Linked DNA regions of Mus musculus: region 1 is linked to region 2. Evidence: chromatin loops called from intact Hi-C (ENCODE). Cell type or tissue: heart. All regions are shown on one strand. Links, peaks and the distances in the headings refer to the core of each region. The heading gives the core; the rest is flanking DNA. Region 1 overlaps AU040320 (expressed sequence AU040320). Region 2 holds the start of Ncdn (neurochondrin).

Region 1 (16,110 bases), core at 4,620-12,619, 87 kb after region 2:
GAGTTCCAGGACAGCCAGGGCTATATGGAGAAACCCTGTCTCGAAAAACCAAAAAAAATTAAAAAAAAAAATAAATAAATAAATAAATAAAAATAAAAAAAAATAAAAGTATTTCTTTTTTGGGGGGGGGTTTTGAGACAGGGTTTCTCTGTAGAGCCCTGGCTGTCCTGGAACTCACTTTGTAGACCAGGCTGGCCTCGAACTCAGAAATCTGCCTGCCTCTGCCTCTGCCTCCTGAGTGCTGGGATTAAAGGCGTGAACTACCATGCCCGGCTAAAGTATTTCTTTTTTATACACTATCATTTAAACTTGAGATTTCCTAAGTTAGAGTCCTTAGTACTTGATATAGGAACATTCATAAGAGGCCACCTGACCCAGTATTCCTGGAGAAAAACTGCTTTGGAGAGAGAGTCTGACTTTATGTTTCTCTAGCTTGAGCTCTCTGACTGGGAGGTTAGTTGGTTTGTGTGTTTAGGGTAAGTGCTGAGGCCCGGCAGGCATTCTGTGTTATAACCAATCTTCTTTGTGGTCCAGAGAGCACGGATGACGATAAAATTGTCCAGTACCACTGGGAAGAGCTTAAGGGGCCCCTGAGAGAAGAGAAGATCTCTGAAGACACAGCCATACTAAAACTTAGTAAGCTCGTCCCGGGGAACTACACCTTCAGGTAAAGTAGGCCTCGGCCTCGAGGCGCCCTATAGGAGTGACTGAAAGCAGCGGTTTGCACTGCGGTTGGTGGAGAATTCAGTGCTGTGTGAGTGGTCACACTAGGGATGCTTCTTAGGACATCGTCTCTGCAGAACCTCTGCGTTCTCCTTCGAAAAGCCACGTCTGGAGGACCCAAACACCTCCCAGGGTTCTGAGCTGGGGAAGGGCCCTTCTTCTCTCGACACCGCCACCGACATCCACAAGTGTTCTTTCCCCAGGGAAATGCTTTCCCCGAGTAAGATGCCTGCAGCTTTCTTTTCTTTTCTTTTTTGGTTTTTCGAGACAGGTTTTCTCTGTGTAGTCCTGACTATACTGGAACTCACTCTTTAGACCAGGCTGGCCTTGAACTTAAAGATCTGCCTGCCTCTGCCTCTCGAGTGCTGCGATTAAAGGTGTGCGCCACCACACCTGGTGGGATTTATGTTTTGTTAGCAGTCTGAAGGCGATTTGTGGAATCTTTCTTTATTGGAACTTTTTGAAAGATTTGATTCAAAGAAAATCCTTTCAAGAATTAGCATTGACATTTAGAATGTGTGTTATGAATGAGGCTTTAGGGGCTGGAGAGATGGCTCAGTGGTTAAGAACACTGACTGCTCTTCCGAACGTCCTGAGTTCAAATCCCAGCAACCAGATGGTGGCTCACAACCATCTGTAATGGGATCTGATGCCCTCTTCTGGGGTGTCTGAAGACAGCTACAGTGTACTTACATATAATAACTAAATTTTTTAAAAGAGAATGAGGCTTTAGGCTTACTCTAGGGCATTCCCTATATTTGCATATTTATGCTGCGGTATACTTGCAATGAGTATCATGCTCCTTATGCAGATGATAGGGTTAGAGAAAGTCGTTTGTATTTAGTAACCTCTGAGTCACACAGTAGAGGTCAAAAGATTTCTAATCCTCCAGTCATGGATCGTCCCACTTCACCCCGGGACACACACACGCGCACGCACACACACACACACACACACACACACTTATATACACGTACTCACATGCACTTACACACATACACTCACACACACACACATACACACACACAGAGACATGAGTTCCACAGTGGCAGATGCTGCTGAGACACTGAATATACAGGAAGGTGAGACATGCCCTCCTCTGGAGAGATTACAGAGTGCCTCATGGAAACTGAGGTCTATAAAGTAGACGGCACTCCAACAGATTAAGAAGGGCATTCAAAGAATAGTATTTACTATTTGAAGATTGTGTGTGTGTGTGTGAGAGAGAGACACACACACACACACACATACACGGTGCCTGTCCTCCATGGGTTACTGAGTTCTAGATGCTGTTGGTCACACGGAGTTGACATCATAGCACAGCCCTTCCGTACGTGTGCCCTTCCTTGGTGGCATTCTCACTGGCTCTTAAAGTACAAGAGGGGGCAGTGGTCTACAGTGCAGCCTGGGGCCCTCTCATTGGCTTGAATGGGAATTTTGAGTGATGTCTACCTTAAGTTTCTTAGAACTTTCCCTCTTAACATAGAATTTACCCTGGGCTAAGTTGATACTTTTTAAAAATAACGACAAAATTGGACATAGTGGCACAGACCTGTAACCACAGCACTTGGGAGACTGAAGCAGGGACCTCATACTGAGCTAAATAGCAAGTCCAGCTCAAAACAAAACAAAACAAAACCCCAATACCAAACCAACCAAACAAAGCCAAAGGTGACAGGAATGACCACTATTTTTGGAACATGTACTGTGTGCAAAGTGTTTTTCTGATTTCTTATCTCATTTAATCCTTTAAACAGGAATTCTAGTTATTCTCATTTTACAGATTTGGTAATTTTGGCAGAAGGTTAAGTAGCTTGCCCAAGGTCACACAGTGGTCTGCCTTCAGAGTCTGAGCTCTTCACCACGTGGTAACCTACGATGTGGGATAGATGGGGGTAGGAAGTGACGCTTTTTTAAATCTATGATATGATGAGATTGGGCTTTTGATTCTGTTTGATCTTCTCACTCTTGCTTTTGCGCGGCATTAGTTTGCCCTAGCCCTGCAGCCAGGTGCTGTTCTCTAAGGTCTCTGAGGGCCCCCCAAGGACCATCCCAGAATAGTCAGAAACAACAGCAATGGCCCATGTGACTGTAGTGCGTCAACAGTCACAGACCTGTGAGAAGTCAGGGCCTGGGGGAAGAGGCTGAGTCCCATGATCCTTTTGTCCAATACTTGAGCCTGTTTAAGAGTCCAAGCATCTATGCCTTCTTATAAAGGCTACAATACCCAGAATGCCCTACAGACCACAGGTAAGACTGGAAGGAAGCTCCACAGGTGTCTGGCTATGTCTGAGGCTGCTGGTGAGATTTAAACAAACTGCATGTCTTTTCAAAGCTTTTCTGTCAGCAAAATGGAAGGATCCCAACTTCCCTGCTCCCTTATGCTCACATTCTGAGGTGGTGTGAGAAGCTTTAGGCTGTTCAGCCGGAAGGCATCGTCTAGGTGGAAGTCTGCTCTTATAAACCCGGCTTCTCCCTGCACATACTGTGGGCATGCTGCGTAGGAGCATTCCTTGCCACCTCAAGCTCCCACCTTTCTGGAACGCGTCTTCGTGGTCTGTCCCAGAGCTCTGTGCCCAGCGTGTCCACGCCCATTTTTGTGCTTCAGCATGGCTGAAACAGAACAAGGGTGGAGAGCCTGCTGCAGGCAGCGTGGTGTGCTGTCTGTGAGCTCTGTAGGAATGGAGGCCAGGGATTATTCCTCCCTAAGAATGGGCTTCTGAGCAGGCTAAGGTGTTTGCCTGTAATCCTGGCACTCCGGAGACAGAAACAGAGGCAGACAGATCTCTGTGAGTTCGAGGCCAGCCAGGGTTTCTGGGCTTTGGTATCCATGATATACTCTGCAATGTTTGAACATGCCTCAGCAAGTGGATAGACACAGGCAGCAGCACAAACTGCTGCTAGCATATAGGACCTGGGTTACAAATCCTGAAGCCACTGCTGTCAAGCTGTGATCTCTTCCTGTGGGTGTGGAGAACACGAAGGTTAGACTTTCCAGAGCCTTTGTGGTCGTTCAGTTAGATAGAAAGCATCTGGGACTTCGCCTGGTTCACAGGAAAGCCTCAGTCACCTTCAGCGCTAACATTAATGTGCTTCTGCAGCAGGATGGGTAGGAGGGAAACTCCTGCCGCCTTGGGGTTGCTCGGTCCTGATGTTCAGTCCTCCTCCCTACTAACTCTTCTCTCCCAACAGCTTAACTGTTGTCGACTCTGACGGGGCTACCAACTCCACCACTGCAAGCCTGACTGTGAACAAAGCTGTGGACTACCCTCCCGTGGCCAATGCAGGCCCCAACCAAGTGATCACCCTGCCTCAGAACTCCATCACCCTCTTTGGAAACCAGAGCACGGATGACCACGGCATCACCAGCTATGAGTGGTCGCTCAGCCCGAGCAGCAAAGGGAAGGTGGTGGAGATGCAGGTAGGAGGGCGCACCATACCTCCTCTCTCAGGGGACAGGGAGGCTCTGATTCCATCAACTGCTCAGGCTTTCTCTGCCCCATTTTATTCTCAAAGTCAGGCTTGTGCATTTAGATTTTTAAAATCCCCAAACAAATTCAGAAATTTGCTGGTTAGTGAAAGTTTTAGACCTCTGATTATCAGATTACCTGAAACTTTTAGTATTAGGAGGCTAGGTAAGAAATTTGTCTCTTATGGGTGACCCAACCCAGAGAGTCACACCACACAGATGCCACCAGCGTGCAAACCTCCCTAAGCTCACTGGTAGATCATCTAGCTACAAGATGCCCTCCCCAGAAGTCTGTGAAATAGACAGGGCACTTAAACAAGTAGAGTAACCTGGGCGGCTATGGCGAGTAGGGACCTGTTGCTTCCTGGGTCCTGCTGCTATCACACAGAGAGATGGTCTTAGTGTTAGTTGACAGTCTTGCTAAGAGCAGACAGAAATGAGATTTTGGGGTGGAATTTCCCACCATTCAGCACGACAGGCCAAGCAAAATGCCTTCAAGCAGAACTCAGCCCTAGGCCACCAGGTTTTGCTGTTAGAAAGCTCCTGTGTTGCAGGCTTTCCTCCAGTTATTTATAATGTTCCTTCTGACAGGCCGGAAGGGCTCTGTACCTTCAGGTGTCTAGAGGCATGACACAAAGCATGTTTTACCTGGCTTTAGTTCATGTGTTTTGATAGGTTTCTCTGCTGCCACAGAATCTATAGAAATTCTTAATAGTACAATGTCTCACGCTGTTCTGTTAATGGTCATTCGTTGTGCTGACCAGGGACACACCCCCAGTACCAAGTTAGTTTTAAAGACCTGGCTGAAGTATTTCTTCCCGAGTGAGTACTGTGTGCATTGCTGTGATCCTGGGAGTCGTTTCCCATGCCTGAATTTCTGCATGTAGGGAGTTAGAACGCCAGCCCTGCAGCTGTCCGCAATGCAAGAAGGAGACTATACCTACCAGCTCACAGTGACTGACACCGCAGGACAACAGGCCACCGCCCAAGTGACTGTGATTGTGCAGCCTGGTAAGCTCCTCCCCAGGATCCTGCCAGCCCTGGGGCCACAGGCTGGAGTTCTGGGCTGCAGGCCAGAGAAGTGGAAGGCAGGCAGTCGCCCCTCAGAGCCTGAGAGTCACCCCACCCGGCTCTCACCCTTTGCCTTACAAGACTTCTGAGCTTTAGTGTGTGTCCTTGCCTTGCAAGTTACTGTGTGATGGTGAGGGCCTGGGAGATGGCGTCACCATCATACCAAATGCTACTTGGTTTTAAAGGGTTGTTGCAAAGCCCTCAATGCCTAGAAAACTGTGTCTACCTCTTCTTAGCCCACTGCATTAGATTTCAGAGGTAGTGAGCTGTAAAAACTTCAAAATTGTTTGACATGATTCAGTTTCATTTTTTACTGTGAGTCCCCTGATGGCATCCATCTCTCCCACATATCTTGTAATGCTCTGGGCTAAGAGGCAGAGTTCCCATGGCTACCAGAGCAGATGCCCCAATGGATCCTCTCCTCTGCCACCTGGAGTGCTGCTTTTGATGGCTGCATCTTTGTCCTAGAGAACAACAAGCCTCCTCAGGCAGATGCAGGCCCAGACAAAGAGCTGACCCTGCCCGTGGACAGCACAACCCTGGACGGCAGCAAGAGCACAGATGACCAGAGAGTCGTCTCTTACCTTTGGGAGCAGAGTCGGTGAGTGTCGATGCCATCTGGGCAGAGTTTCCAGCCATGGAGCAGCAGGGTTTATTTGCTTTTGAGAGTTGACTCATTCTTACTAGTCTCTCCCGGAGAGTGAGAAAGAAAGGTTTACAATCCCAAGGTTCTACTCTTTTTTTTTTTTTTTTTTTTTCGAGACAGGGTTTCTCTGTGTAGCTGTAGCTGTCCTGGAACTCACTCTGTAGACCAGACTGGCCTCAAACTCAGAAATCCGCCTGCCTCTGCCTCCCAAGTGCTGGGATTAAAGGCGTGCGCCACCACGCCCAGCTGACTCTTTTTTTTAAAGATTTATTTATCTTATGTATGTGAGTGCACTGTAACTGTCTTCAGACCAACCAAAAGAGTTCATCAGATCCCATTACAGATGCGGTTGCTGGGAACTGAACTCAGGACCTCTGGAAGAGGGCTCAATGCTCTTAACCGCTGAGCCATTTCTCTAGCCCCTAAGGTTCAACTCTTAAGAAAGATTTTCTGATTTTTTTTAAAAGAGAGAATGTATATCATCAGTTAGCCCCACTGTGTGAGCTTGGGCTTTTGCAGGCACCACCCATCTGCTAAATGCATAGTTTCGTTACACTTGAGAGGCAGGTTGGAAGGTAATGGAGCAGAAAGATACCATTGTTCAAAATTGACTAGTAAGGCTAACTGAGGAGTGGGCAGGCAGCTCCTGAGAGGAACTGAACCTTCATCAGCAAAGCAAAGCAAAGCAGAGCAGAGCAGAGCAGAGCAGAGCAGAGCAGAGCAAAGCAAAGCAAAGCAAAGCAAAGCAAAGCAAAGCAAAGCAAAGCAAAAAGCAAAGCATGCCTGTGTTACTGCTCTTCAGAGACTTTGGTTTTCAGTTAAGTTAGCCAAAGATCAAAGACTGCAGCCAAAAATTACTCTTTTTAAGTTGTAATTACCTATTTGAGCTATTCCTGATTGTACAATTTCTTTCAGCTTTTATGAACCATAGAAAATGGAATTTAACTTGTATCCAGAGTTCTGCATGAACTGAAGGGATTCTAGGGAAGCTGAAAACATTCTCCAGTTCCAAAACAGCAGCCACAAAGACAGGCTGGGTTTACCCCTAACACATATGTGTACACACACACGCACACACGCACACGCACACACACACACACACACACACAAACACACACACACACAGAGAGAGAGAGAGAGAGAGAGTGAGATCTTATTACAGCATTGGAGGTGGGTGGGGAAGGGTTTTAATATCTACTTAGGAAGTCCGTGTTAGGCAGTAGACATCCTTTTCCTCAGCTGCCCTGGAGAGCTGGGTCTCCCTTAGCTGATGTGTTTTTCTTGTAGCTGTTTATTGTAAGCAGACCTGATGAGCCCCCAAGCAGAGGCTCAGCAGTGGCTGCAGTGTAAATAGTGCTTAGTGGAGCTTCCTAGATGAGACTGATTCAGGAGAAGCCGCTGGGGTCAGAGGTAATAAGTTTCAAAAGCAGAGCTAGGAGCTGGAAGCTTTCTCTGGGTGTCCTTAGTTGGAAGGATGCGTGGGTGTGCAGGGCTCTGGATGTGTGCAGCCCTTGCCTGTGTGCTGGCCAGAAGCCTGCTGCAGGCCGCTGTGCTGAGACTCAGTGCGAAGGAGGCAGGATGTAGTTAGTGTCCTGGTGTTTTGTGGCGCTGTCCAAGGGCTAGAGGAGTCTGCGATATGGAGAGAAGATGGCTTCATCCTGAGAGGTCCTTGGCCCCCTTGGCCTGCATCCTTCCCTGACTTCTCTCCAGGGTGGGCTGAAGGGCGGCTCAGGGCTGTGGATAAGAAGTGCAGTGTGCTGCTTTGCTAGCACACTAGCTACGGGGCCAGAAACGCTTTTCAGAAGCCTCATCCTAGAGCCCCCTATTGATCCCAGAGCTGCTCAGAGGACTTACTGCTTATATAAGCCAGAATAATAAGGGTGGAATGCTCTAGAAGCTCATATAAAAGACAAGCCGAGATGTGCTTGACAGCTGAGGAGTGGAATTTTCTGACCAGAAGTAGCCTGTGTTTTAGGACCAAGTGATACTTTCCAAACGGAATATTTTTAAACATTTCCTGTCAGGGTTTGGGAAACAATTGTTCCTGTCTCAGTTGAGGTAATAATTGTTCTTCCTGCTGCCAGGGGAGCAGCAGACAGGTACGACTCCGCCCTCTGATTACTCTCTCGTCTAGGGGACCTGACGGGGTGCAGCTGGAGAATGCCAACAGCAGTGTCGCCACTGTGACTGGGCTGCAAGTCGGGACTTATGTATTCACCTTGACTGTCAAAGATGAGAGGAACCTACAGAGCCAGAGCTCCGTTAATGTCATTGTCAAAGAAGGTGCGTCTTGCTGTGGGCATGTGCAGCAGCCTAGTGGGTCTATCTATTCCTGGGATAGCCCAGGAGTCCGCCCTGTCTTATGTGGTACAGGATTGATTTAGAGGCAAATAGGAAAAGCAGTCTCCGGGAAGGGAGCTTTGAGAGTGGCTGCTGATTCTAAAGCCCCTTTCCCTTCCCGCTGGCCCCAGCCCCACGCCGCCTTCCTGCTCTTCCTTCTTACATGAAATGGAAAGCACTGACAGCTATTTGCTTTGCATTTTGCTTTTGCCTCTATGCTAAGTCCTTGGGCTTCTGTGACTCTCTGATAGCTACAGTGACACCTGCTGGCAGGAGCTGGGATGGCGGCTGCACTGCAGCCTCTGGCCAACATCTATCTGCCTTGTCCTCTTGGCTTCACAGGGTCTGGGGAGGACTTGGGAGAGGCCATGGACTGGTAGTAGAAAAGTCACCTCGTCAGCGGGTGACATCCAAACAGAATTGTGCTGACTAAGCTGAGGAACACCCTGGCAAGACGACCTTCCATGCCATAGAGTCTGTGGGGCCGCAGCTTAGAGGGGTCACACTCTTCTTTTTCTTATGAAGCACAAGGAGAGAAGACACACCAAGAGTAGCGCTTGAAAGGAGGTTATGCTGTTAACTAGCAAAGCCTGAGCCTCTGGTTCTAAGCACCCTGGTCTTCATTTCTAGTCACTAAATTCCTTTAAAGTGGAGACCTGCTGTAGAGCCACAGGAGGGAGGCATGCTGTCCCCTCTGCGTGGCTTTTGCTCTGCACTCTTGGATAAGCACTAACAGCTCCCTATTCGAGGTGCTCTCTGTGCTGAGCTCCTCAGCAGCTCTGCACGTGAAGCCTTGCTTTCCCAGAATGTCACATTATGTCGTTGATGTCTCCTTGGTTAGAAATAAACAAACCGCCAGTAGCCAAGATCGCTGGGAACGTGGTGGTGACCTTGCCCACGAGCACAGCTGAGCTGGATGGCTCGAGGTCCTCAGATGACAAGGGGATAGTCAGCTACCTGTGGACTCGAGATGAGACGAGCCCAGCCGCAGGGGTGAGTGAGTGTGTCAGGATGTGACGGGGCAGGGGGGAGGTGAAGAGGGGGTTCCTACCCTCCAGGATCTTTTTTAGCCATGCAGGCCCCGATATCAGACTGAGATTGTGCTCTGGAGTCAGGGAGGCCTTCCCGTGGGTCATTCTACAACTGCTGTGCTCAGGGGCTTGGCTCTCCTGACCCTAGGAGCTGTGGCGGGCAGTGCGGTGACTGTCCACCAGCAGAGCTGTGTGGCTCAAGCAATAGCTAACTCCAAGAAAGGGGTGGCGTTCTGTCCCAGAGCACAGCCATGTCGTTCCCGCCCCCAGGAGGTGCTGAATCACTCTGACCACCACCCTGTCCTCTTCCTCTCCAACCTGGTGGAGGGGACCTACACGTTTCACCTGAAAGTGACAGATGCAAAGGGCGAGAGCGACACAGACCGGACGACAGTGGAAGTGAAGCCTGGTGAGCCCCGCCTGCAAGGCCTCCATCCCAGAGAGGGCAGGCTTGCCCCGAGCCATACAGCAGTGTGTCAGGCAGGCAGAGCCTGGGCCCAGCACCTGCTCCTTTGTGCATGACCGACCAGGGTTCCATGGGAAGTTGAGCACAGCAATAGCGTGAGTCATGATGTCTCATCAGCATGGAGATGCAGAAAACAGTTTATTTTTGTAAGTTGACCCTCAGGCTTTATCTGAAAATCCAGGGAAGGTGAGGCGATGTCGGCACACTTCTCAGGGTTTCAGCAATAAATGTCCTCCTTAAACAGAAGCTTGTTTTTGTGGTAGGGAAGGGTGGGAGTGGGCAGGACTGATGGGCCCTAGGTCAGTCTCAGGCATGGCCTCTATCTTGGGAAGGGTCCTGGGAAGACAGTCAGCCCTTGCCTTGCCTCTAGGAAGGATAGTGGCTGAGACACACTGGGTCTCATCTGTGTTCAAAATCAGGCTACAGATAGTGCACCCTGACTCTCTTCCACTCAAGGTTTCCTGAGCAACTTATAGTTGCTTCAGATCTGGCCAGCAAGCGTAGCCATATCCAGGTGCTAGAGGCTAACAATATGGCGCTGGGGCTCAGCGGTTAAGAGCACTGGCTGCTCTTCCAGAGGTCCTGAGTTCAATTCCCAGCACCCAGGTAGCAGCTCACAACTGTCTGTGGCTCCAGTACCTTCACACAGACACACAGACATATATTCGCACAGCCAAAACACCAATAAAGTAAAATTAAAAATAAAACAAAACAAAACATTATGGTGCTCAAGCTATCTCTTGACTTCCTGGACTTTCCCTGCTAGGATGGCTGGGGTGGGGGTGGGGAGAAGGCGTGCACAGAGGGGTGTCTCTCATATTTATAAACAAAGTACAGCATGTCCCTGGCTCAGGGGACACATAGATGGAGAGTTTAGCTGTGCCTGTCAGTGTCAGATAGGGCTGGTGACGCAAAGACCACCGTGTCTTACCTCCCCTGAGGCTCCCTGGCCTGTGCCTCATCCTGGCACTTTGTGTGACAGTTCTCAGGGTAATGGGAAGCCTTAAACCAGCTCCCATGGCTCTGCTAGGAGTAAACTCCTCTTTGTTCCCACTTGAGGGACATCTAACTGCTGCCACCATTTCCCCTTCTGTGCCAAAGCAAACACAGCGACAGGCAGGTCTGTTTTAACTCGCCCACTTCTGAAGCCATGACTGATCCTCCTGTTTTCCAGACCCCAGGAAAAGCAACCTAGTGGAGATCATCTTGGATGTGAACGTCAGTCAGCTGACTGAGAGGCTGAAGGGGATGCTCATCCGCCAGATTGGGGTCCTCCTGGGGGTGCTGGATTCCGACATCATTGTGCAAAAGATTCAGCCGTACACGGAGCAGAGGTAGTCGGATAATGAATGTGGGGACCATAGGAAGGCCTTGGGGTTCTCAGGCTTCCCAGGGGAGCAGCAGTGGGCCAGGCTGAGGAGGCGCTCCAACCAGGAGCTCCAACCAGGAGCTGCTCAGGAGTGCATCCTGCCAGTCAGGCCGTGGTCATGTAATAGATGCTCAGACAGGCTCGGGAAGAGGGGCGGAAGAGATCCCGTGTGTCAGCTCTAGTCTGGGATGGAGAGAAGTATGTTTATGATCTCACTGCAGAGCAGGGGCCACTGTGTGGCCGTAAAGAAACAGCTAGAGCAGTTAGTTCTCCCAGGAGGGCTGGAGGAGGTGTGCCCAGAAGTAAAGGTTGCCTTACCCAGCCTATGAGAACTAAAGGGTTGAGAAGGGAGCGTGTGGGCAGTGGGCCCCCCTAAGTGCAAGCAGGATGTGCTCAGAGGTGCAACCGGGGAGACTGGGAGACTTGCATACAAAGGAGCTCAAGTTAGTTAGTTTGAAAAGCAAGGCAATCCCTGCTGAGATTTGCTTTCAGGGAGGTGAGTGGTGTGGAAGCTAAGAAGGGTGGGGTTTTAGGGGAGCAGTTGGGAGTTTCTGGGTGTGTCCAGCAGCAACAAGATGAGAGCCCTCATTTAGCTCTTGGTGAGAAGGAATGAGAAGGAGCCATGGGGGCAGTGCTGTGCCCGAGGAGGGCGGTGCTGTGCCTGGGTCAGCACCTGTGAGATGAGGTGACTGGGGCTGGACAGTGATTCAGCCTGCGAACTAATATTAGGGATGACAAGGAACTCACACTTGACTATTGAATTCAGGGTGACTTTTTCCTCATGTAGCCCAGGGTGGCATTGAACCCTTGAACCTCCTGCCTCCAGACCTTCTTTTTTTTTTTTTTAAGATTTACTTATTATATATAATAATAAATATATATTATACAGTGAAGACACTGTAGCTGTCTTCGGACACACCAGAAGAGGGCATCAGATCCCATTACAGATGGTTGTGAGCCACCATGTGGCGTGGGATTTGAACTCAGGACTACTGGAAGAGCAGTCAGTTCTTTTAACTGCTGAGCCATCTATCTCTCCAGCCCTTCTGAGAGACAGGGTTATTGGAGGAGGGAAGAAGTGGCCATGGAATTTGGGAGTTGGAGGGGCTGCCAGCAGTGCGGTGAAAACACAAAACTAGCCCAAGGAGAGTGCCACATAGACTGCCAAAAAGACAGTGCTACCATCTGAGAGCACAGAATTGGAAGCTGGGGCTGAAGAGGTGGCTCAGAGCAAGCACTGATGCGGGAAGAAGGTGGAGGCTGGATATAGACGTACCCTTTTAGTTTGTTGTTTGGTTTTTGTTTTACTTTTTGAGACAGGGTTTCTCTGTATAGCCCTGGCTATACTGGAATTCACTCTGTAGACCAGGCTGGCCTCAAACTCACAGAGATCCTCCTGTCTCTGTAGGAGGTGAGGGGTGGCAGATGGGAGCAGCTCCAGGGAGGGACACTAACTTTGAGCAGCTTTGGAATCAGAGCTGAAGCTGGGGCATCCTGGGCAAGCAGTTACCCCAGCCTCACGTGACAGTCACCTGGGGGTTTAGGGAGCCAACTGGGGCCCAGGCCTCATCCGAAGAGACTGTGACTCAGGTAGGGTAGGGCTGGACCTCTCAGGGTGCAAGCTTTCTGTGAGTCTGCTGTGTCACTAGGACACTGTTTTAACTTCTCATACATATGCACGTGTCTGTGAGTGTAGCTGCCTGCAGGGGCCGAGGTACTAGATCCCCTGGAGCCCGAGTTACACAGTAGTGAGCCACCTCCCTCATGGGTGCTGGGAGTCTAACTTCTCCGCAAGAGCCATGCGAGTTCTTAACCACCTTGCCAGACTTAGGACTCTTTTCTTGAAAAACAAAACAAAACAAAACAAAACAAAACAACCAAACCAAAACCTCACCACCACCAACAACAAAAAGAATGCTGTGTCCATGGCTAGGGAGCACCCTGGGCAAACAGCTGGTAGGTTGATCACGGTGTTGGGAGCTGACTAGGTAGGAGCACCCGTGCCATCAGTGCAGGGAGGGACACCTGGTGTGGGTGGGGAGCTCCTCTTTTGAGGGACATGTGCACTGCAGAGAGAAACAGGGCCGTCCTCACCTACCCCACTGGTAGGTGCCCACCAGGGAAGTGTGACGACTGCCTATCACCTGTGGAAGCTCTAGCACCTAGTTTATAGCATTGCTGTTGGGGGTTAAATATGACAATGTGGGCCCAAGAGGTGGCTCAGTAGACAAAGGAGATTGACGCTAAGCCTGATGACCTGGGTTCAGTTCCTGGGATTCACATGGTGGAGAGAGAGAATCAGCTTCCATAAGTTGCCTCTTGAGCTCCACACACAGTCACATACAAATAAGTGTAGTAAAAAATTTTAATACAATGTCTGTGTGAATCTATAATACATAGTACTTGACCAGTGATGGTTTGTTTGTCTGCTTTTATTTCATTTTGAGACAGGGTCTCACTATGTAGCCCCCACTGACCTATAATGTGCTATGTAGACTAGACCTCAGAGAGGTCCACCCGCCTCACCCTCAAGGGCTAGGATTAAAAGTGTGCATCACCTCCCTGGCTAGCTGATCGGTGGGTATTACCAGAAGTTTATTTTGAAACTTGATGGCTTGTGGCATCTCTGGAAGATTTGGGGTCTATGATCTTGGTACATTTTTGCTGCTATGACTTAGTAGAGATTGGTATTGTGGGAGAGGGGGTAAAGATGGCAGCGCTACTGGTAAAGGCAGAAATAAAATCTTTACCGGTGGATCACAGGAGGAAATGGTAATTAATGAATTCCCATCTTTTATTGTAAAGGCTAGGGTCTGGAGTTTGCAGGACCCATTGTTAGCTTTAAGTCAAGGACAGGACAGCTCAACTTTACATCATACGTGGAAGGTGCCGCTGTACTTTGGCATAGCTTGTCCTGGAAGCAGCTGGTCAGGGCCCCTGGGATACTTGGGACCCTCAGCTGTCCTGCATACTGATGAGTCAGTATCTTGGTTGTATCTAGAATCCATGTGGCCCAATGACTGGGAAGGTTTGCTTTATGGTACTAAGGGGCAGGCCCTCAGAGAGATTGAAATTAAGGCAGAGGGAGCAGTCACAAGTTCAAACAACAGGTAGAAAGCAAATGGATTCTGGGCTTGGAGTGATGTCATTTCAAACCAGCAGCCCCGCTGTGTAGGGCCTGCCCTTTTGCTATCACAGAATTCAGTGTTTGGTTTACAGATAATCTTTCCAGCATTGACATTCACAAAGCAATGACATGCTTTGCGTGTGACCGGTTACAAACCCAGGTGCCTGGCTGTTTTAGCTTGCAAAGGCTGATAGCAGGGATGGAGGCACAGCCAGACCCTATTCTCCCTGCTCCTGCTGACTGTTTGGACGGCAGCCTCCTGCAATCAGAGTATCTTTTAAAAAGGAGTAAGCGTTAGGGTCCTGGGTAACAGATGGGGAATCTGGCTCTGCTCCTTGGGGCCCTCTCTGTGTTGTCCTCTGTAACATGAAGATAGGACAGAACCCCTTTCTTGCTGGCCTGCTGTGGCAGTGCATGTCACCAAAGGCTGAGTACTATGTCTGTCACAGACACAGGGTGAGTTGAAGATGTGGCTAGGGCTGCTACCATGCACACTGACGCTGCTGTCTGTCTCTGTGTGGACCGTGTAAGCACACTGACGCTGTTGTCTGTCTCTGCAGCACCAAGATGTTGTTTTTTGTTCAGAACGACCCTCCCCACCAGCTCTTCAAAGGCCATGAGGTGGCAGCCATGCTCAAGAGCGAGCTGCAGAAGCAGAAGGCTGACTTCCTCATCTTCAGAGCCCTGGAAATCAGCACAGTCAGTAAGTTGTGGGCTGTGAGCACAGCTCCTACAAACATTCCCATGGGGACTCACCCCGGGGCCCACAGGGGAACTGTGAGCCTGGTAAGAAAATAACTGGATCTTTATTTTATCCAGCCTTCTAATTCACCATCGCCCTAAGATTTGAAGGCAGGCAGCATTAATAAAGCTGAGACTCTGAGGCTGAAGAACTGACAGTTGGCCTCGTGGCATGGTGGGAGGATGGTCCCTCAGCGCAGCCTCAGTCAGCTGCTGTTGGGTCCACTGCAGGCCTCTTCCATAAGGTTTTCATACATACGTCTAATTTAGAAAATGTGAGCTCTTATAGATTTCACACCTAGTCTGGTAATATTTCATGTATTGTTTCTGGAATGACGTCACTCTGTGGTGGAGGCATGCAGGGCTGAGCATCACTGGTAATATTTCATGCATTGTTTCTGGAATGACGTCACTCTGTGGTGGAGGCATGCAGGGTTGAGCATCACTGGTTCAGACAGCAAAGGAGACTCGTTGGAGCTGTTTGACCAGGGTCTTGTACCCGCCTGTCACATGAAGCCAACATGCGGGACCTCATTTTCATGAGCCCTTGAAGCTGGCTGTCCCCTGCTTGCTAACTTTTACGACTTTTCTGCCACCTTCAGCATGTCAGCTGAACTGTTCTGACCATGGCCACTGTGACTCATTCACCAAGCGCTGTGTCTGTGACCCGTTTTGGATGGAGAATTTCATCAAGGTGCAGCTGAGGGATGGAGACAGCAACTGTGGTGAGTGAGGGAGGGAGTGGTGTTGTGCCAGCCTGGCTGCAGTGTGGCTGTGCTGAGGGGGCAGGAGCTGGAGGCAGCCTAGAGCAGAGGACTCGTCCTTCCTCCACACTTACTGAGCCTTAGCAGAGGGTTCTGCAGCGTTCAGAGCAGCTGCACACCCTAGCCTGGGGACCGTGTGCCGCCAGACAGGCCTCTGTCTCTCTGCAGTGCCTGCATGCCGGGCCTCATGGGAACCCACATTCCCCATCTTAAAGGTGCACATCTTTAATCCCAGCACCTGAAAGGCAGAAGCAGGCAGATTTCTGAGTTCAAGGCTGGCCTGGTCTACATACAGAGCAAGTTCCAGGACAGCAGTGCTACGTAGAGAGGCCATGTCTTGAGGGGGGAAAAAGATGTATCCTT
Region 2 (16,110 bases), core at 2,704-10,703:
TTAGGAGCCCCAAAGTGGCCACGTTGGCAGCTAGAAGCAGTCTCCCTTGTTGCTGCACTAGTGAGGGCAGTGACGTCATCAGGGTGTTCATAAGAGATGTGAAGCAGGCATCGCGTCTGGAGAGGAAGGGAGCAGAGGATGGGGCAGGCGGAAAGTTAGCAGACTCCACCAAGCCCTTTGGAAAACCTGGCATCTGAGGTTTCTAGCTTTACCAGGCCAGGGCTTGCCAGGACTTCGTGAGGCAGGGTGAAGTGTTAACTTCTGACTTTCAACCCTGCCATCTGGGTCAGTCAGATGCCAAGTAGCTGAGCTGAGTGACGGCTGGAGCTGACAGACATGCCCTCGGATACCTGGGGGTCTGCTGCAACAAACCTTCAAGTGGCACTGGCTTTGTTTGTTCTGAAACCGGCTTATGCTAACATTCAGCCTACGGCTACAGGGAAACTAAGTCAGAGGTTGAAAACGGGTGCTAGACCCCCTCTGCTTCCCGGGATCTCCTCCCAGCCTCTCCCAAGCCCCTCACTTGATCAGCCCTGGAGCGGTGACCACCAGGTTGAGGAAGATGTGGCAACAGGTCTGAAGGCCGATCTCCACGCTGTCTGGCAGCACCGAGGTATCATGGCCCGGGGATGTGAGTTCCCACTGCTGCAGGAAGTACTTGCACAGAAGTGAGGGGGCTCCTTCCTTGATCAGAATCTCCCGGGGACCATCTTCAACAGTCAGGTGACACCAGCCGGGAAGGAGGAGCCTGACATGTGGAGACAGATGAATGTGAGGTGGGAGAGATAAGGGCAGAGCACCCTGACTGAAAAAGAACGTAGAAGTCAGGGGAGGTGGTCTCACTCCCACTGGAAGCTCAGACGTCAGAGGCGCTCACGCCCCAGCCCATGGGGCCCTGCCCCAGTTTAATTGTGGCCTATGTACTTCTCAACCCAACCTCTGAGCTCATTTACGGCAGTTTTATTTTTTAAATAATTTTTGAGGCAGGGTCTTCCTCTGCAGCCCAGAGTGACTTCAGACTCAAAGCGATCCTACCTCAGCCTCCCAAGTGCTGATCTTAAAGGTGTAAGCCAGCAAGCTCAGCCATTTTATTTTAAAAGTGTGGATGCAATTTCTTTTTTTTTTTTTTTTTTTTTTTTTTGATTTTTCAAGACAGGGTTTCTCTGTGTAACCCTGGCTGTCCTGGAACTCACTCTGTAGACCAGGCTGGCCTTGAACTCAGAAATCCGCCTGCCTCTGCCCTCCCGAGTGCTGGGATTAAAGGCGTGCGCCACCACGCCCGGCTAAATTCTGTTTTTAATAAAAATCTGGGCATCACCCAGGGGTGTGTGTGTGTGTGTGTGTGTGTGTGTGTGTATCTGTGCCTGTATACGTTAATTCCAGCACTTGGGAGGCAGAGGCAGCAGATCTCTGTGAGGCTGAGTTGAAGCCAGCCTGTTCTATACAGTAAGTTCCAGGACAGCCAGGGCTACTTGATAAGACCCTGATTTGGTTTTGTTTTTTTAAATTTGAGATGGCAAGCAGTATGGGGACAGTTCAGGAGTTCTGTGGGAAGAAACCCCTAAAGCAAACAAATAAAAAATGATCCTAAGGAGACACTCATGACATCAGGAGCCCAGGTTAGGGGAAAGAGGGCATCCCTATCTGACCCTTTTCTTCCATCCATCCATCCATCCATCCATCCATCCATCCATCTAATTTCTCTCTTTTTTTGGGACAGGGCCATGCTATGTTGACATAGCCTTGGAGGAACTGGTGCTTTCTATGTAGCCCAAATAGGTCTTGAACTCTCAGAACTTCCTGCCTCAGCCTCCTAACTGCTGGGATTACAGGCATGTGCCACCAATCCTGGAAACCCTTTTCTTTGGAATGGTCTGGCTGGACAACCCGTAACCATAAACTCACCGGAGAGCATCCCCTGGCCATGAAGGCCCTGGTGTAGTAGGAGAGATGGCCAAGTTGGCCACCTGCTGCGAAATGTCACTGGCCTCCTCAGCCTCCTCATAGAGTGTCTTGGCATATCGGACAAGGAAGGGCAGCAGTTGGCACACCTCCTTACGCAGGGATGAGGTCTCCTCCGCCAGCCAGGCACCCAGGATCCGCACCGAGGCAAACACAAAGGGCTCTTTCTGCTTCTCTGGCCCCACCTGTGGTCACAAGACCCCAGTGAAACAGAGCTGAACCAGGTACCCTCCTCTGCCTGCCAGTAACAGAACTCAAGGGAAATCTTGGCCTGTGGGCCCATTACTTGTGGGCACCGAGGGCCGGTGAAATGGATGGCTCAGTGGGTACATGAAAACCTAAGTTTGATTCCTGGGAATCACAGCGTGAAGGGAGAGACCTGACTAGCTCTCCAAACTCCACATGTGTGCTGTGGCATGCAGGCATCGTCCTTCCACCACGTCTAAGAAATAGATAAACATAACTTAAGGGGGTGGGGGCAACAAGCCTACCTCTACCCAAAAACCTAGCACATGGGAGGGATTCACCCCACAGGGGCTGGTCACCTAGTGGGACCTCAGTGTGGACAATGGAATCAAGTGGGTCTCAGACAGTATGTCTAGTGCTTAAAGACTCAAGTCACATACTCCTAACTGTACCGCTAAGGTAGCTGGGGAGCCAGAGGAAACGTAACATTTCCTTAGAGAGGCTCTGAATTGAGGCAGGGAAGGGAAAAAGACTTGCTATCAAGTAGTGAGAGGTCACCCATGTTTTGGTTTAAATCAGAAAATAAAATCAGAGCTTAGCATGAGTTGTTGGACATAAGGCTGGTGAGTCCAGTGGCTGAAGCAGGCCATTAAAGAGACCAATCGCACCTGACTCCTAAGGGGGCAGAAGAGGTGGCCTTGCAAATACAGAGAGTAAAGGACATGGGAGGGGGAAACAGATTCAGCAGAAACTCCAGAGGCAGGAACCAGGCCACTCCCCGTCCCCCCCCCCCATCCTTCTCCTGCATCCTACAAGTTTACTTGGAAGACATGTAAATACGTAGCCAGGCTGATATGTGAGACAATGCTTTAGCGTGAGCAGAACAGTCTGCTTCGACTTGGTGTGTGATGTGTAGAGTGTGTGTACTGGAGAGTATATGTGAGTGGGAGGTTTCTGTGTTGTGTGTGTGTGTGTGCTGTGATCAGAGAGCACATATGGTGTGTGGTATGGTGCTTGTGTGGAGGCCCACGGCAGGGAGGGAGAGGGAAGGAGGCTCGGCCACACACTACTCCTAGAGCGCTTGCTACCAGTACCAGCCAGCATGTACAGCTATGCTATCTCCCATCACACTCGTACGTCCTCTGCGGGCCAGTGGATCCTTACCTGCAGCAGGTAGTGGATGACAGCGCCAATGGCCTCTTTCATAATGCTCACGAGCTGAACCTTCTGTGGCTCCTTAAGCAGGGACTGCTCACAGCGGGTGCACTCCTGGATCCCCAATTCCATAAGGGCATAGCAGGCTGTTACCACGTCTTCTTTCACCTCTGTGCCTGTCTCCTCGAGAGCCAGCCGTACCTCCACGCACGCTAGATTCACGAGCAGGGCCAGAAACTTGCTCCCAGAGCTGCCCACTGGGATCCAGTCGGAGCCGCAGGCATGAGCCAGGCGGGCTGCCAGCTTCAGTGCAGGGTTGCGCTGCCAGGAGCTCAACTTGCTTCCTAGGATTCGTGCCAGCCCAGCCTGCAGATCTCGGTGGCATTCAGGGGGCACAGTTGTTGGGGGCAGAAAAAGGGGCAGCAGCTGGCAGAGCTCAAACTTGCTGGCATCTTCGGCTCTTTGGAAATCCTCACTGAGGCCTCGCAACACAGCCAGCAGGTCGGGCTCCGCCTCCTTCCAGCACTGTGTCTCTGCAGCAGCCAGCAGCCCCACCAAGAGTGCCAGAGCCTGGTCAAAGCCGTAGCCATGCCCCAGGTACGCCTGGCACAGGGCAGACACGGTGCCACCAGCAATGAGGTGCCGGGGCCCTCGGGGTGTGCCCGCAACAGCTGTCAGGCACTGGTAGGTGTCATCGATCATGGAGCGGCGGGCAGCATCATCAGGGTCCCCCCGGGCTGTAAGGAATGTGCTAAGGATGGGGATCTTGTTCAGGACCTGGGGATGGCTGGCTAGTTCAGGGTCGCTGCAGAAACAGGCCAGCAGGGCCACGCCCAGGGCCCGGAGAACGTGGTCAGGGCAGCCATCAGGTGCCTCCTTAGTGGTCAGGAGTCGGTTGGGAAAGGTGAACCCAACGGCATCAAAGATCCTACGTCGGGTTTTGGCATCAATGTCACCTGCTTTGACTGCCTTCGTTACCTGGGGGGGGGGAGGGGGGGGAGGGTAATACACTATCAGCAGAGTGAGAAGAATTGTAGCAAAGACTGTCCCTACCCTGTTCCCTGGGCACTGCAGGAATGGGTTACGCAATGGGATCCATTCTGGGGTCATCTGGTCCAGCTCCTCCTTCCTCCTTGGAGACAAGACAGGTGTGACCTCTGGTATCCCTATCATGTCTGATTGCCTCATGGAAAGGAGTTTGTCCAGTGGCCCTTCACTACACATCTGGGCAAACGGTCATCACCTGGCCAGCTGAGGAGTGCCTCCTGGTCTCTAATCCATTAATCCATATGCCTAAGACCTGGGAGGCAAGGGGCTTCAGAACTCAAATCCTCTAAGGATTCAGGGTCCTTCCCTAAGGACTTCTCTCCAGAGAAGTCTCTGATCCATTTCCGACACCTTCTCACGGGAAATGGCTCCTGTGTCTCGTTGCTCCGCATGTCAAAACATTTCCCCTTACGTTTCGCCTAAACACCTCCTCTGCTGCAGTGTGAGCCCTTGACTCCAGAGCCTTCTCCCTGTTGCCATGGCAAACAAGCAACTGCTGCACTCCCTCCTCCCTTCACCCCCCACACACCAACTCATCCCCCCCCTCCCACCCCAAGCACTGCAGCTCCTGCTTTGCTGTCCCCAGCTTGGGTTCCTCTAGCAGACTAAGACCCTTTACTTTTGACATACTGATCATCACTCTGGTCATCTCTCAGAACCTCTTGCTAGTTACTCCCCATCCTGTTACTCTCTCAGGTCGAGGAAAAGCTACCCCGGCCCACAAGTACTCTGCACTAGTTACAACCTGCTGCTGTTACCCTATGAGTCAGCTCCCATCTGCTCCGGGACGCCCCAAAAAGCAAATCCAGGCAGCCTCCTCCGTGGTCCCATGCCACAGTCTTATTCACCCCTCTTCTCCCCTTCCCCCATTCTCAAGAGAACAGAGTACAAAGGTAGAGGTCTCAGGCCTTTTTTGGTACCTCCGGGTTGCCAATACCACTTAGATACCCCTGGAGACTTGCTGACCCCATTCTTTGGGGGCCCTCCTGACCAGCCCTCCCACCTTCCAGGTCCTTACTAGCAGCAGGGCTGCAAACTGCTCGCTGTCATTCTTGGCCTCACGGAGGGCTCCCAGGTAGCGCTCCAGGGTGGGGTTTCGGCTCTCTGCCTGGTTCAGAGCTGGCTCACAATCCGAGGCCATGATGCCCGCCTTGCCCAACTGTGAACACAAGAGGGACTGAGCATCCCTCTGCAGAGGAGGGGCGGGGGCGGGGGTGGAAGTGGAGGATGTAGGGAGGGATTAGCACAGAGGGAGGGGGGGTGGATTTGGAAGGGTGGCTTCCTCATGACTGACCTCCCTTGGGGGAGCCCCTTTAAGAGGCTGGACCTACAAATTCTTTAGGATGAAGAAGGGACCCTGGTCCAAGGTCACCTCCAGAAAAGTGGGATATGAGGACCATGCATGCCGCTGCTCAGCTGGACAGCTTTCCTCACCAGTCTAGAAGTGGGAAGGAGCTGGCCCAACTGCTCAGCAGCCCCTGGCACCAGACACCGGGTTTTATCTCTCTCCAGGAGGCACACGAGGAGTGAGCGGTGAGGACAGACAGGGAGGAATGCAGACAGACACGGGTCAAGTTCGATTATCCGGACTCACGCCGACAAGGAAGAAAAGGACATTCTAGGGTTCCTTTCCCCTCCCTTCTTCAGAGAAAGTAGACTGGCTTCAGCAGGAGTGAGAAGGCAAGCTCTCCAGAGAAGGCTTTGAAGACTCCCCTGTGGACCCACCCCTCCAGCCAGGGCTCTTAATCGCCCCCGCAGCCTCCTTGCCTTCTCTTCTTTCCCTCCCTCGGGCAGAGGCTGCAGAGGCTGCAGAGGCTGCAAGAGCAGGAGCTGCAGCTGCTGCTGCAGCAGCAGCAACATTAACCCCTTGTGCTCCCTGTACTCTCCCTGTCCGTCCCGCTAACAGCCTGTGGGTGCCGGCACTGGCTGGAGAAGGAAAGAGGGGTCGGGTGGCTCTCAGGATAACAGAATCCAAAAGCCGGATAATCGAAGCGGGGCTGCAGTGATGGAGAGATGAGAAGGGGAGAAGGGATCCTGGCGGTCACCACCTGTCCCGCCGCAGCCAGGTCACAACACGACATTGATGAAGTCGAACGACAGGGCAGCGATGAGATCACACTTCACGATGGCGCGGTGATGTCACGGAGAGATCACAGCGAAATCACGACATGAAGGGGACAGCCCCCAAATATGATAGGGCAAATTTAAAAAAATATATAGGTAGATAGATAAATACTGAAAGGGGTTGTGACAAAATGGAGTCTCGACAGGGTACGGTGATGTCGAGATATGGCACGATGGAGTCGCGATAGGGTCCCTGGGGAGTCTCGGCATCGATCAGCGCCGGTTCGGAGAGGCTCCGGCTGAGATGCAGGGGAGGGCTTGAAGGGGGCTGAGCTCACCAGGCTGCGGCCCCGAGCGGCGAAGTCTTTCTCCGGGCGCGATGCTCCGGGAGCCTGGGGCTGCTGCTCACGCCGCGTTGCCCACTCTTGGCTCCAGGCTGCTACAGCTCCACCCCCACCCCCGCATCGCTCTCGACCAATCGGCGCTGGGCTCACTCCGCACTCTGACCAATGGCACAGCAGGGCGCTAAGCAGTAGGGGGGCGCCTCCGGTGCGGCCATCTTGCTTGTGGGCAATTGCCCGAGTCTGGGGCCTGAGTGCTCGAGCTAAGGAGGAAAGGTGCGGGCCGCCCCGCAAGGGCTCGCGGCCAAAGGCTGAGGGCCCGGACGTCCTCGCTTGTGCGTAGCTCTCCCCTCAGCGCCGCCCCTCCTCCCACTTTTGGGCTCGCGGCTGGAATTGCGCTTCCGGAGGGTGGGGGCAGGAGGACTGGCTCAGCGTGAAGAGTATGTTTCCGGGTTGAGCCCCGGGAGGTGGGAAGGAGGCGGCGTTTCCGGCCGCGGTCGCTGTCCAGGGAGGCTGAGGCAAGAGGGAGCTGTCCGGGTGGGGAGCCAGCACTTCCTTCTTCCTCCTCTGCGTGAGGGGAGAGAAGGTTGGGGGTCCCCGAGCCCATGGATCGGGAGGAGGCGGAGGCCGCCGAGAGCCGGCACCCCTCTATGTGGCCCTGAGCCCCGGTAGGTGGCCGGGGCGGCTGACTGCCAGGCCGAGGACCAGGAGCTCAGGGGAGGGGCAGAGGCGGGACGGGCGATGCCTCGGGTACGCTGGTCCGGCGTTGGGACCCGGAGATGGCGCTCCTGGCTGGGACAGGACAAATCTGCTGCTTCTAGCCTTGCAGGTGCCAGAGTCCCAATCTGAACCCCTCCGCTTTGGGACTCAGGCCTGGTCAGGCAGCTCCCTCTATTCCCTGACATATGGGCAGACCAGGCTGAGGCACTGCGGTCCTTATGATACTCTCGACCTCTGCAGCCTCGTCCCGAGTTGCTGTCTCTGGTGTTTGATGATCTTCCCATCGAGATTAAAAGAAAAGAAAAGGGAAAAAAAAAAGTTGATACAGAATAAAGGGGGCGGGGCTGGGCTCGTTGGCGAAAACCTTCCTCCTTGAGAATTTTGACAATTATGCCCCTTAGAGGGTCCTGCGGTGGCTGCAGTGAGCACAAAAAGCGAACTGAAGGAAGTCAAAGTAGAAGACCTCAGGCGGGGTTCCAGGAATGCTTTGCCTGGTCTCATCTCACGGTGGTTGTGCCCAACTGACAATAGAAGCTGTTAAAGCTCCTTAGCTGACTCTCCTTGTGCTATCTTGTGATTAACAGACTGGAAACTAGGAACAAATTGGAAAGACGACCTCCTAGAACAATCTGTTCATTTTTCCAGCTATTTGGAAAACAGTGTTTGCAAATATAAGCAAAGCTATTCATGCAGTCTGTTCTGTAACTTTCTCAAACATCTAGGACTTTTTTCTTTCTTTCTTTCTTTCTTTCTTTCTTAAAGCTTTATTCTTGATTACTCACACCCGTTGAATAGACCGGCTCTGTCGTTATTCAAACATATCTTATCGCTGTGTATATAAATGGAGTTCCACGTATGTAGCTGACAGACTGAACTATGATACATTCCCCATCAACCTGAAGTATTAAGTAAACATTACCCCCTGCTGTATCTGAACAGCTGCTGCAACAGCGTGCTTTTATTTCGGGTGTACTTGTAACGCCCTAAATGCCAGAACTACCGGGAGCTTTTCTAGATTTTCATTTGTCGAGTATTGTGGGGGTGTGTGTGTTCTCTCCCTGGGTTGCTACCCTTTGATTTGATAACAAACATTTTGGGTCTTAGCAGTGTTTTGTCGTTCCTGCCTCTGGTCAGCAAGCCTTTAACTGGACCCTAGCAGTGATTTGTGCCCATAGGCAATTGTAGGTTTGAGCCGAGTAAATGGCTAGGAGTGCAAATGAGATTAGCTCTGCCTCTCCCATGCACTTGTAACCAGTTTGCTAGTCCAATGGTATTTATTACTCCTGTTTTCAAAGCCTTCTCCTTTCTTTTTTGCTTTTCCCACCCACGTGCCAAGATATTGATGACAGGTGTTGAGTCACCTTTAGTTTTAAATCCTTTTGTGGTAGGCAGAAACGAGAACACACTCACGAACACACACACATACACTCTCTCAGCTCCATCCTGGGAGGCTAGCGAAGTTTCCGAGTATAGCTTCTTAGGCTACACCTCATGATCTTTTCAATGTGTTTGTGGCCTACACACCTCTTTTCTGACCCATGTGCCCTAATGTACAATTACGGGAAAACTAGACTAGGAAAGGGTAGAAGAGAGTGAGAGAGATAAGAGTCCATTCGGTGCCTATGGCTCAGAGAAAGGCATTACCTCAATTTGGAGTTTTATGTTTGCCTCTTCATTTCTTGGCATTGGCATTGAAATCCATTCCAGACAATGCTGGTCTTTTTGTATGCTGGCTGGAAGTGAGGGTTAGGGTTGCCAGTCTGTGCTATTTACCAGCTGTGGGTGACAGCTTCGTATTTATCATTTCTTTCATCAGAAGATTTCTAATTGTGTTTGTTTGGAGGCAGGGTTTTTCTGTAGCCCCAGCTGTTCTGAAACTGTAGACCAGGCGGGCCTTGAACTCACAGAGATCTGCCTGTCTCTGCCTCCCCAGTGCTGGGGTTAGAGTTATGCATCACCACTGCCAGCACAAGATTTTTTTTTTTTTTTTTTTGAGACAGTGTCTCATTATATTCTCTAGGCTGACCTTGAAGTCCTGGATTTAAACAGTTCTACCTTAGCCTTCCAAGTAGCTAGGACTTCAGGTACGAGATACCATGCCTAGTCAACAGATTTTTGAATTGTTTCTTAGAACCCTGTCAACAACTCATCTTGATATATATATATATCGTTCCTCTTTCTTCTCCCCTCCATCCTACAGCCACTAGATTACAGAGTAGCCAGCACAGTGCCTAAGTCAAACATATGGGGAGAAGTATACAAGTACTTAAGACAGGAATTGCAAATGACTTGGATCAGGCAGATAATGTAAAAGTGTAAATTGATGTGAAAGTGTGACCTGGGTAGATTTGTAAGATAGGGATGGTGGGGGTGGGAGCAAACAGGGCAACGCGCTTGCTGTGCCTAAAGAGAATCACCTTGAAAAACTATACTGCAAGGCTGGGCAGTATAATCAGAATTAGTTAGAGGAAGTCCAACCTCTTCATAGATAACGAAGTACTTTGGTCAAAATCACAGAGCAGTTAGTAGAAGCTGAAGGGGGAAATCAGACCTGCCTTCCCAGGTTGGTGCTCTTTCCCGTTCTCTCACAGACGTTAGCTTAGACAACAATGGGATACAAAAATCACTTTAACAGCAGATTCACTTTATATATCCTTGCTCTGTTGTTACGCTGATAATTATAGGCTCTGCTGAAGCTCAAGCTGAAAATTTACTGGCAGGGATGAACATTGAAAGACACACTTGAAATTTCTCTTTCTTCTGATCTGTCACATTTTTCTAGCATTCCACATTTCCAGGAATCAATTATTAATTGCTTGGCATATAATTTCTTCTCTTTCTGTCTTTCTAGTGTACTGGTTCCGCCTCTCTGGAAGGCCATGGAGAAGAGACTGGGAGTCAAGCCAAGTCCCGCTTCCTGGGTTTTGCCAGGATATTGTTGGCAGACATCAGTGAAGCTGCCGAGAAGCCTGTACCTGCTTTACAGTTTCTTCTGCTTCAGCGTTCTGTGGTTGTCAACAGGTACCATATCTGAGATTTAAGATGTAACCTCTTCCACCCTGCACCCCCTCAAACAATCAGTATCCTGACTATTATGAGTTTGTTTTAAAGACCTACTAGGAGGTAGAAAAGCCATCTGCTGACATAAATGGCCATCATTTTGGTGGGTGTTTACTTGTTGGGTTTGTTTTTGTTTGTTTGTTTGCTTGCTTGCTTGCTTGCTTATTTTTCCTGAGACTGGTTTTTGGAGTGTGTGTGTGTGTGTGTGTGTGTGTGTGTGTGTCCTGGAGCTCAGAGATTCAGCTGCCTCTGCCTCTGCCTCTGCCTCTGCCTCTGCCTCTGCCTCTGCCTCTGCCTCTGCCTCTGCCTCTGCCTCTGCCTCTGCCTCTGCCTCTGCCTCTGCCTCTGCCTCTGCCTCTGCCTCTGCCTCTGCCTCTGCCTCTGCCTCTGCCTCTGCCTCTGCCTCTGCCTCTCTGCCTCTGCCTCTGCCTCTGCCTCTGCCTCTGCCTCTGCCTCTCTGCCTCTGCCTCTGCCTCTGCCTCTGCCTCTGCCTCTGCCTCTGCCTCTGCCTCGAGTGCCACCATACCCTGCTTTGTTTGTTTTGGAATCAAGATATGAATTGGATTTTTTTCTCATACAGGAGAATTGGTATTCAGTTGGCCATTTTATAAAGGTAGATTGACAAATTAAAACAAAACAAATATTCAGAATTGGATAGACTGGGGTCCTGGAGCTGGACGTTAATGACTGAGGCACATTCCCTAAAGTCTATCTTTTTAAGTAGGATCTGGCTGTGTAGCCCAGGCTGGCTCTGACCTCATGATCCCCTTGCCCTGCTGTTCTAATCTTAGCTCTGCCTCCTAGCTTGACTTGAGAGATGATATAGTAAAAGCATGGAGTGAATGCTGGGTGGCCATGCCTGTTTAGTAAGGGATGTTTGACTTTCTTACCTAGAGGAATGCACACTTCATTTTGTCTTTTGTTTTTGAGAAAGGGTGTCACTGTGTTATCCCTGACTGGTATAGAACTGGATATATAGACTAGGCTGGCTATAAACTCACAGTGATCTGCCAGCTTCTGTCTCCTGAGTGTTAAGATTGAAGGTATGAGCTACCATGTCTGGTGGATTCTTACTACTTTAACAAATTCATTTATTATAATTTGAAAGGGCTGCACATGCCTGCAACGATGGTCTGTGTGTGTAGCTCAGAAGACAGCTTTGTGAAACCAATTCTCTCCTTCCACCTTCGTGTGGATTCTGAGGATTAGACTCAGGTGGTCAGGCTTGCTCAGCTGAGACATCTCACTGGCTCCAAACACTTCGTTGTTGTTTTTAATAGAAGAGAGCCACGTTGATGGACTTGTCAGAGTCAACTGTCCTTCTGAAGACCATTTTACCTGCTTAGAGCCTCTTGCCAGGCATCAGTGCCAAGAAGGCTAAATGCCAAAAGCCAAATTTAAAAATACGCTCGGACCCTGTCTTTACATTTATCATTCTTTTGCTGACATAATATGGAGTGTGAGGAAGCAGCCTTTAAGGACTTCTGAGTGTGCCCTTATTCTGGACAAAGACCAAAAGCCTGCTGCAGAGACGACTGTCATGGCTGATTATGCAGCTTGTGCTCTGACAGCTACAAAGATTTCTGTTGTTGACATGATCTTGAGAATCAAGTAATTACTGTATTTAGCAATTTTCGCAGCACTGACTGTGGGTTTTTGCTGTCTTACAGTAGCTGATGATTGCATGATTATAGTGGTGGAGGTTGCAGTACGTAGAAAGCTGACCCAAATATTTATTTTTAAATAAAATGATGCTTTGTTGGCTAATTCTGGGCATCATTTTATGTGAGATAATTTTAATTAATTAATTAATTAATTAATTTAGTACTGTCACATCAGGAAAATCACTTCTTTGAAAGTGTACTTACCATATACCAGACTTGTAGGAACATTGCATAACTTTTCACTTAATTTTTGTGATAATCCTGAAATAGATTACACTCATTGTATTAATAAGGAAATTGAGACCCAGAGAAGCAAAGTTACTTGGCTAGAGTCAAATAGAGAGAACAGGGCAGAGCAGGACCCTAACTCAGCCTGTTTGCTGTTAGGCTTGTTTTCTTCCGTTCCACCATGGTTCCTTCTGACCATTGGTGATTCTTGGACCAAAGTTTTTTTTTTGTTGTTGTTGTTTTTTTTTTCCACAGAACCTTGATATGAAACTGGTTATTGGAAAGAATCAGTGTTCAGGGGGAGGACTACAAAGTCTCAAAAATTCTGAGTCTTTCTGTATTTTTCCCTTATACTTGGTTACAAGTAGAATTGTGGGAATTTCAAATTTAGATAAGAAATTATTTTTAATCTATCCTGATGAAGATTAACCGAAAATATCTAGGGGCTTTGGATATAGGCTGGTGGTAGAACACTTGACTAGTATGTGAAAGGCACTGGGTTCAACTCCACACTGCAAACAGAGCAAAGAAGACATAGTGCTACTAAGGGAGATCTGTTGCCCTCGGTCAGTGCTAGAAGATGTGAATGGAAAACAGCTTGGCATAAGTGTCAGGAGATCTAAAAAAGCTCATACCCCTTGACTTACTTCCCCTTTTAAGAGGTTTAGGGCTGGAGAGGCGGCTCAGTGGTTAAGAGCACAGGCTGCTCTTTCTGAGGACCCAGGTTTGTTTGCTAGAACCCATATGGTGGCTCACAACCCTCTGTAATTTCACTTGTCCCCACAAGTGAAAATCCAACTCTCTATTTTGACCTCTGCAGGTAACCAGTCATACAAGTGGCCCACATATATACATGCAAACAAAACAAATGCACATACAATTATAAAAAAATAAAGAGTTGTTTTTGGTGTGGGAATTGAGAGGAACTGGAGAGGTGACTCAGTGGCTAAGAACATTAGTTGCTCTTGCAGAGGACCCGGGTTTGGTCAGGTGGCCAGCTTCTGGAGTCTGAGGGCACCTTACGTGTATGTGTGCATATTGACATACATAAATAAAAATAGTTTATCTTAGACACATAGTGACCTTGGCTTTAATATGTTGGTGTTTGTGTGTATGTATATGATATAAATGTATATGTATATGTATGTATAGCTCAAGAGCTAGGCATGGTGATTCAGGCCTGTAATATAATCCTTTTGTTTTTGTTTCTGTTTTTTTGTGTTTTGAAACAGGGTCTCTGGAGATAGCCCTGGCTATCCTAGAACTTAATATATAGACCAGGCTGGCTCTGAACTCACAGAGATCTACCTGCCTCTGTCTCCTAATGCTGGGACTAAAGGTGTGTGCCACTACATCTGTCTCTTTAATGTAATCTCTTAACAGAAGACTCCTATAAATTTCAGGCCAGACTGACCACAGAATGAAGTCTTGTCTCAGAAAACCAAAAGATTGGGCCAGAGAGATAGATACTTGCTGGCAAGCCTGACAGTCCTTGAAACTACATGATGGATGTAGAGAACTGACTTACAAGCTGACTTTAGCCTACACACACACACACACACACACACACACACACACACAGTGGCACATGTGCACATACATACATACTATAACATATGTGTGTGTGTGTGTATATATATATATATATACACACACACACACACACATACACTATGGTATGTGTACATACACACACACTGGATTACACACACACACACTATGGCATATGTGCACCCACATACATACATATATGCACAAACAAAATAAGTAAATGCAAAAACAGAAACAAAAGAAGTTTGTCTTAAGTACATCTTTAGACAGTTGTTAGAAATAGGGACAATCATCGACACTTGTTTATTTTGTACTTTGAAACATTGCCATCTCCTGCCCAGTGACCCCCGCAGTAATGTTTTTACGTATTTATGTGATAGTGTCATAATTACTTTCAGCTGTCAATTTGGCACAAAACCAGAATCACCCAGGAAGAGAGACCCTCAACTAAACAATTATGTTTGTCAGATTGTCCTATGGCTACCCAGAGAAGGATTTTCTTCATTGCTAACTGATATAGAAGAGGCCTGCCCACTGTGGGTGGTGCCATCCCTAGGCAGGTGGGCCTGAGCTGCACAGGGAAAGTAGTTGAGAAAACTGGAGGTAGCAAGCCAGGCAGCGGCTCTCCTCCTTGGTTTCTGCTTTGGGTTCCTGCCTAGGCTTCCCTTGCTGATGGGCTGTAACTTGTAAGCTGAGATAAATCCTTCCCTCCCCAAGTTGCTTTTGATCATGGTGTTTTTGTTTGTTTGTTTGTAAAAAGATTTTATTTATTATTTATTTTATATGTAAGTACACTGTCGCTGTCTTCAGACACCCCAGAAGAGATTCAGTTATCATTACAGATGGTTGTGAGCCACCATGTGGTTGCTGAGATTTGAACTCAGAACCTTCAGAAGAGCAGTCAGTGCTCTTAACCGCTGAGCCATCTCTCCAGCCCCGATCATGGTGTTTTTTATCACAGCAACAGAAAAGAAACTAGGACAGATACTACCCTACTTTAGAAGAATAAGTATATGGGGAGATATCCTACACAAATAGTAAAAGCAAGATAAATAACTACATGCTTACTACAGTTCTAATGGTATGAAATGAAAAAAAATTCACATAATAGAAAAACAATCTAAAATAAAATGTATAACCGAATGTTTATTTATTATGATATCTCTCTCTCTCTCTTTTGTTTTGTTTTGTTTTTCGAGACAGGGTTTCTCTGTGTAGCCCTGGCTGTCCTGGAACTCACTTTGTAGACCAGGCTGGCCTCAAACTCAGAAATCCGCCTGCCTCTGCCTCCCGAGTGCTGGGACTAAAGGCGCCCCGCTCCATGATCTCTTTTTATTCTTCTGTTTTCCACTGTTTTTGAACAGCAGCTTCTCTCTCTATTTTTAATAAAGAGATGAAAACCTACCAGACAGTGCAACAACAAAGTGACCCAGTGAAACCCTGTCCGGTTGCCTGAGTTGGTGCCAGTATCTTGTGTATACTCAGCTTTTACCTGAGCACTTACAGGTTTTTTCCCCCCTGATAAAAAGGTGTTTTGTTTTTTAATCTGTTATCATTTAACTCATGGGTTATAGGAGTTCTTACTGAAAACATAACGCAAAATAAGGGAGCTGTGCAGTTACCACCCAGTCCTGGGGACCACTTACTAGCTGGCCCCCTTTGGTAGAGCTCCCAGTACACACTGACTTCATTTAGGCGGCTCGTTTTCATTTCTGCTTTGGACTCAGTAGTGAAGCCCACTGATAGAAGTGAGCGATCGTGATTTGTGTGATAAAAGCTACCCTTTCTTCCTTGTGGGCTATTGAGTCAGTGCTTTCTGTATAATTTTACTGCTATGTGGTTTGAAAATAGCGTTTTGGACCTGGTGATTATCATTTGGAAACAAATGTGAGATTCCCTTAAGAACTTGGAAATTCCTCAGGAGTTAGTCAACTTCTTCAGAGCAAGAATTTGGCCCTTATTGCTTATGTGAGGTATTCTAAGCAAGTATTAAATTTGGCACATAAAAGTTCTTGTAGGCTGAATACTACGTTAGCAGTAGGGGATTATCCCTAAACTGTGAACGCAATATAATGAGGGGAGAGGTCTACAAAGGCGACTCAAGGAGCTAGAATGCCTTTGAAAGCAACCGA

What was found. Hi-C counts contacts between places; a loop is a spot of excess contacts. Peaks named below come from ENCODE experiments on the same cell type or tissue, not always from the same donor. Only the 100,000 strongest peaks of a DNase experiment are listed, where the experiment ranks them.
Region 1: a loop joins it to region 2, with 4 times the contacts of the local background. A loop is called at or near these places in 22 of 42 quality-filtered maps.

What each region holds. Positions count from the first base shown.
Region 1 is chr4:126,831,556-126,847,665 of GRCm38, forward strand. It overlaps AU040320 (expressed sequence AU040320), which reads left to right. Exons shown (of 21, transcript NM_133886.2): 9 at 535-667; 10 at 3,916-4,144; 11 at 5,080-5,203; 12 at 5,732-5,864; 13 at 8,044-8,192; 14 at 9,091-9,242; 15 at 9,551-9,689; 16 at 10,921-11,080; 17 at 14,803-14,945; 18 at 15,586-15,708. Among named protein-coding and RNA genes, the nearest start is that of Gm24161, 21 kb to the left of the region's middle. In heart, for the core only: a CTCF peak has its summit at 8,537 (motif pointing left); DNase peaks (open chromatin) are centred at 7,436 and 8,556.
Region 2 is chr4:126,746,573-126,762,682 of GRCm38, forward strand. It overlaps Ncdn (neurochondrin), which reads right to left and starts at 6,857. Exons shown (of 7, transcript NM_011986.4): 1 at 6,399-6,857; 2 at 5,369-5,509; 3 at 3,313-4,281; 4 at 1,906-2,147; 5 at 524-748; 6 at 1-116. The coding sequence starts at 6,431. AU040320 (expressed sequence AU040320) reads left to right here and starts at 7,198. Exons shown (of 21, transcript NM_133886.2): 1 at 7,198-7,423; 2 at 10,327-10,496. The coding sequence starts at 10,355. In heart, for the core only: a CTCF peak has its summit at 7,415; DNase peaks (open chromatin) are centred at 3,789, 3,879, 5,909, 6,919 and 1 weaker place; H3K4me3 peaks cover 3,230 bases; H3K27ac peaks cover 3,037 bases.